Linked DNA regions of Homo sapiens: region 1 is linked to region 2. A link is a loop called in an ENCODE intact Hi-C map of the cell type or tissue named here. Cell type or tissue: GM12878. All regions are shown on one strand. Links, peaks and the distances in the headings refer to the core of each region. The heading gives the core; the rest is flanking DNA. Region 1 has its middle 190 kb from the start of LINC00459. Region 2 holds the start of LINC01074 (long intergenic non-protein coding RNA 1074).

Evidence for each region. Peaks named below come from ENCODE experiments on the same cell type or tissue, not always from the same donor. Only the 100,000 strongest peaks of a DNase experiment are listed, where the experiment ranks them.
Region 1: it touches region 2 in a loop (2.2-fold over the local background); 1 of 110 quality-filtered maps calls a loop at or near these places.

What each region holds. Positions count from the first base shown.
Region 1 is chr13:62,510,708-62,513,633 of GRCh38, forward strand. No RefSeq gene overlaps it. Among named protein-coding and RNA genes, the nearest start is that of LINC00459, 190 kb to the left of the region's middle. RefSeq lists enhancers at 431-490, 1,834-1,973, 2,074-2,143, 2,076-2,615. In GM12878, for the core only: a CTCF peak has its summit at 1,648 (motif pointing right); DNase peaks (open chromatin) are centred at 394, 1,694 and 1,950; H3K4me3 peaks cover 281 bases.
Region 2 is chr13:62,318,796-62,321,721 of GRCh38, forward strand. It overlaps LINC01074 (long intergenic non-protein coding RNA 1074), which reads left to right and starts at 2,510. Exons shown (of 2, transcript NR_149075.1): 1 at 2,510-2,591. In GM12878, for the core only: a CTCF peak has its summit at 1,536 (motif pointing right); a DNase peak (open chromatin) is centred at 1,576.

The DNA of each region.
Region 1 (2,926 bases), core at 184-2,683, 190 kb after region 2:
TGTAATGCTAATTCCTTGTCCTCAATTGTTATTGGTTTGAAGTCTGTTTTATCTGATGTAAGAGTAGTTACCCTTGCTGTTTTTGGTCTTCAGTTTGTATGATTGATTTCTTTCCATTCCTTTAATTTGAGTCTGTGGGTGCCATTACATATGAGATAGGTCTCTTTAAAGCAGTACACAGTTGGGTCCTGTCTCTTTATACAATTTGCTACTTTATGCCTTTAAGCAGAACATTTAGATTGTTTACATTCAAAGTTAGTATTGATATATGAGATTCTGACTTGTTATCATGTTGTTAGCTGGTTGTTTGTAGATCTGATGACTTGATTGAGTATTTACTTTGAGTGTCTGTGTGCTGAGTGCTTAACTGTGTTTTGGTGGCAGTTGATATTGTGCTTTCATTTTCATGTTTACCACTCCCTTAAGTACGTCTTGTGAGGTTAGTCTAGTGGTAACAAATTCCCTTAGCATTTGTTTGTGAGAAAAGGATCCTATGTCTCCTTTGCTTATGAAGTTTAGTTTGGCAGGATATGAAATTCTTGGTTGTGATTTCTTTTCTTTAATGATGCTGAAAGTAGGGCCCCAGTCTCTTCCAACTTCTCAGGTTTTTGCTTAGAAGTTCACTGCTAAGTTGATGGGGTTCACTTTATAAAAGGGGCCCGACCCTTCTGTCAAGCTGCTTTTAAGATTTTTTCTTTCTTGTTGACCTTGGTGAACCTGATGATTCCATGCCTTGGGAATGTTCATCTTTTACAGTATCCTGCAGGGGTTCTCTGTATTCCTAAAATTTGCATGTCAATCTCCCTAGCAAGACTGGGGAGATTTTCAAGGACTCTATCTGCAAACATATTTTACAACTTGCTTGTTCTCTTTCTCTCTCATGAATGCCATTGAGTCATAGGTTTGGTCTCTTTAAATAATTCCATATTTCTTAGAGGTTTTGCTCATTTTTAAAAATTATTCATTTATTTATTTTTTGTCTCACTTGCTTTGGAGACCTGGTCATTAAGCTTGGAGATTCTTTCCTCAACTTGGTTTACTCTGCTATTCATGCTCCCAACAGTATTAAGGAATTCTTGCAGTTAACTTTTAAATTCTGATACTCAGTTTAGTTCTTTCTTAAAAAAGGCTATTTCATCTTTCAATTCCTGTAGTGTTTTATTGGATTCTTTTCCTGGAGCATTTTATTGAATTCCTTGGATTGGGTTTCAACTTTCTTCTGAATCTTGGTGAGCTTCCTCGCTATCCAGATCCTGAATTCTATGTTTATCATTTCAGTCATTTTAATATGGTTAAGAACCACTGCTGGAGGGCTGTTTCACTCTTTTGGAGGTAAGGGAATACTCTCGCTTTTTGAATTTTCAGAGTTCTTTCACTGATTCTTTCTCATCAAGAGGGCTAGTGTTCCTCTTTTTGATTAGCTGTCATTTGGATGGGGCTTTTGGTTTTATATTATTTATTTCTCTTGAGGGTTTAACTGTAATATAGGTTGAGTGTACTCAGCTGGCTTCATTTCTGGGTGCTTTCAGAGGGCCAAGGCTCTGTATGGAACGTGTATTTGTTGTGAGATTGTAGCCCTAGATTTCACAGGCAATGTATATTTTGGGAATAGTCTTTGGGTTGTGAGATTTAGGCTGCCATCCAGTAGGTGGCACTGAAGAGTAATGGCCAGCAGATAGGCTTACTTAGCCACGTGTCTTTTCTGTATTTCAGTGCGTTTGCAGCACTCTCTGTGGCTGGCCGGGGGTGGTGGGTTGTGGAGAGACATGACCCCCTCTCCTCTCCAGGTCCACTCCTGGGCCTTAAGGAAGCCTCTTGTGATTACTGGTGCTTTACATGTGTTTCTTTTGTTAGATGTTCTGGGCTACGGGGCTCCCTTGGGCAAAACCTGCAGTTGGCAGAAAAGCTAGCTACATCCTTCCCAGACCAGCCCTGTGAGGGGAGGCATGTTCTGCTACTCTGCCAGCCCACAAACCACACATCTTTCATCCCTTTTCAGTGTTCTGAGACTGAGGTCTCCCCTGTCCGCTCAAGCACCAGCCACAGATCGCAGCTTGACACTCCCAAGCTGTGTGCTGCAATCTTGAGGCACTGGGACTGAGCCCATGGCTCTGTATTCTGCCACCCTGAAGTTGGGCACTGGTTGTGCTGGGGGATCCAAAGTGCTTCCAGGCCTCTGGGAAAACACTCAGGTGGGGCCACTGGTAAAACTTCCAGGCTGGGCAGCAGAGGCTGTGCTGTGCACATGCTCCTGCAGGAGCAGCCAGGCAGGGGCCTCTGGAAGGGCTGGCAGGTAGGGAGGCTATTGTAAGTAATCTAGAGTTGATTTAAAGTATATGGGAAGATATGCATAGCTTATAGGCAGATATTACACCATTTCATATAAAGGACTTCAAAATAAGCAGATTTGGGTATTTGTGGGATGTCTTGGAACTAATCCAATGATGCTGAGGAGTGAATGTAACTATAAATGAGAAGTTCTGTAAGGATACGACTGGGGTCCAATGAACATCAGGAATAGAAACAATCTTCTTTGACCATGTGTTTAAATATTTTCTCTATGAAGCAAGGATATTTAAGCTGAAACTGAAGGTCCAGGATAAAGCCAGTTTCCCAGTAGTGAAAAGAAGAGTGGGGTCCTAGGAAAATAAGCATGTATTAAGCACCTGAGTTAGTCAGGGGCTTGGAGTTTTTGAAAATGTGAATAAATGTTCAATCTGCCTACATTGGGTTTAAGAAGGACAAGGAAAAAGACATAAGAGAAAGGGAGAGAGGAGAGTGAGTTTTAATCAGGAAAGTCTCTTGATCTGATTTATATTATAAAAATATGACTGTGGCTGCAGTATAGAAATTGGATAAGGGGGAGGCAAGACTGGGAGTGACAATACTCATTAGATTATCTGCAAAGGGCATATATAAAACCTCC
Region 2 (2,926 bases), core at 330-2,829:
AAGAAATTAACAATATTGTTAAGGATAAAAAAAAGTTTCTGATTTTTCCTGTTTCAAATATTGGTAATCTATTTTTTGTTATATTGGGTGAATATCATGAAATATTTATATGTATTGACATTACTCATTTGCAATGCTAATTAAAAATATGTTATTATATGAAACTATGAACACACAAAATGATCATATGTAGACTAAAAAATGACTTTTTTTATTATACATAAAGACTGCATTTATACTTCTTATATAATTAGGGTCCTGAGAGCTAGTTAATAAATGCTGCAAATCTTTTAATTTTCTATTTTAAATAATGGCCCAATTCCCACTCATTTATTATCAACATGAAAAGATGATTAAAAATTAAAACTCTTGACATTCTCCAATTTTTATCACCTAGGACTGTCTTGAAGTATTTAAACAACAGAGAATGACCAAGATATTATTAGAGGTTGACATTTTGTAGATTTTGTATTTTGGGCTTGTTTGATCAATTTAGAATTTATCTTAAATTTTTAATGAAATTTTTTTTCTGTACCACTTGCTGTTTGCATTCATATGTACTTCTAAAGATATATTATCAATTTAGATTGTCATTTAAAAAACAAAACTAAAACTAAAACCCTCAAAGTCATGTGCCTATAACTGTTTATCATAATTCCATTTCAAATAAAAATGCTTGATGATAAAAATGAAAATTTAAATATCGAATAAAATATAACTATGTACTGAATTTGATGACACAAGGGGAAGTAAAGTAGAACATGGTTGACCATATGACTTTTATTTTATTTTAAAATATTTTTATTCCTAAACAAGGCCTTAATATAAGAATGTCCCCATCCTTCTTCTATCCTAATGATAGCCACCAATTTTTTATCTATCAGAATATTATTTTCTGTGCATGTTTAAATATACAGAAATGAATATTGACTTAGACATAAATGGTACGTCTTTTCTAATTTTTAAAGTGATATCAAAAATATTTTATACAGCCTCATAACATGCACGTCTTGTGATTTTTCAATAAATTTTACCTTCATTCTTTGTAAAAGGAAAGCTTTATTATTGTAAATGCTAGTAATTACATATGTTTTGTCCAGTGTGCAACATTTTCTTATCTAGTTTTTCATCACTGAGTAAGCATTGGATTTATACAAACTTAAAATTTTATAATCTCTATTACTACTTTTTAACATGGCAGGTTATGATATAGTTAAGAAACTTCAAATTATTTATTTTCATTAGAGGTCATCTTTTCTCAAGAATGATTCAATGCAGTGCTAATGATTAGAAAAATTGATTATATTAGTATCTGAATGTGTTATATTGTCTTTAAATAATTATTTACTAGGATACTAATCTACTTCTGAGACTTGTGCTAAGGTGTTTTTATCATTATGAACTGAAAACTGGTCAAATATAGAATATTACTTTATCCTACTTTAAATTTAAATATTAATTGTGAAGTGTTTCATCCATTTCTTGTGACTAAGTAGGTTTCTATTTCCTGTGTAGTCAGTAGATGGCAGGCTTGTATCACATACAGTCTGAATTTAGTGTGGCATACTTATTTGTTATGGTAACATGAATACTCACTGATAAGTGTTTTCGTTGTCTTTGTGATAATGAAATACAAGAAAATAGCTCATATTTTATTTCTAAAACCAAATAAAATTATTTGTTGAATGAGCTTAAGAGCTATATAACTTGAAATCATACCTGTTATTGTCCTAATGATTTTTTGGTTTACATTTTTTAAAAATCACAGTCAGACAAACACTAACATTGGCAATTACAATAGGATTTTACTGCAATTCTAAAACTTGAAACATAAATATTAAACAATTTTAGAAAAAAGTACATCATAAAAATGAATCCACACAGAGTATATATATTTTTCAAATTTAACATAAAATACATAAGAAACAGCTTCCTTGTGAAAAATACATAATATGAATGCTCAAAATTTTTGAAAGTCTGTGTGAAACCTGTATGTTGCTATTGTTAATTCATTCAACCTGACAGTGCATACACAAAGGGTTGGTTTGAGGGAAGGTGTTATTTGATGTCTATGTCATTCAATAACATCACTTGATATGATATAGTACATCACATGGCATGTTTCTTATCAGCATGACAAAAGTAATCTCTTCCGCCAACTGTAGCATGTCTGAAAGACAGCAAATTATATCTGCCAAGATTAAATGCCTCTATACTAACGCTTATTTAAAATAAAATTACTTCTCAAAAAATCTCATTGCATAGGTTATGTTACTGTGAAAGACGGTAAATTTAGTAACAACATCATGTCCTAAATGTAACTCAGGAAGTGGCAATATTCTGTATTTATTTTTTCTTTTCCAAACGAAATGAGCTACAAAGCTAGGTGGATGCCAGAGGACATGAGCACAGATAGACAGATTTTCTGTGGACAATATTACTGTGCTCTAATACATTCTTTTTGTAATTATTCCAGGTCAAGATAGTGGCCAAAGAGGAAGTTATAAAGCAGACTAGGAAATTCTCCTAAATATATCTCCAACAGAGTAAACAAGAGATTAGGAAACTTGTCCTTCATTCAATTACACCTGGTAAACTTTTTACATTTCCCATTCTATTTTTTGCCTGTGATGTCTAAGTTGAATTACCTTTGCACAGACTTTGAGGAAAAATTTCCCTGTGTATTGCAAACTGACCTAACAATTATTAGTACAGAGAAAAGCTGAAATGATTTCCACAAGGCTGTTGGATCTTTTTATTACCTCTTTTGCTTGTTTGTTTGCTTATTTTGTGTGCTCTCCTGAAATTCAAAGTACTTGCTGGAAAAGACTACATATATCCACTCTCAGCAGACAGGGACTCAGAATTCAGCAATCCTGGTGTAGTAATCATCTTTGCCCTCTATTCACACAATACACATGTATTA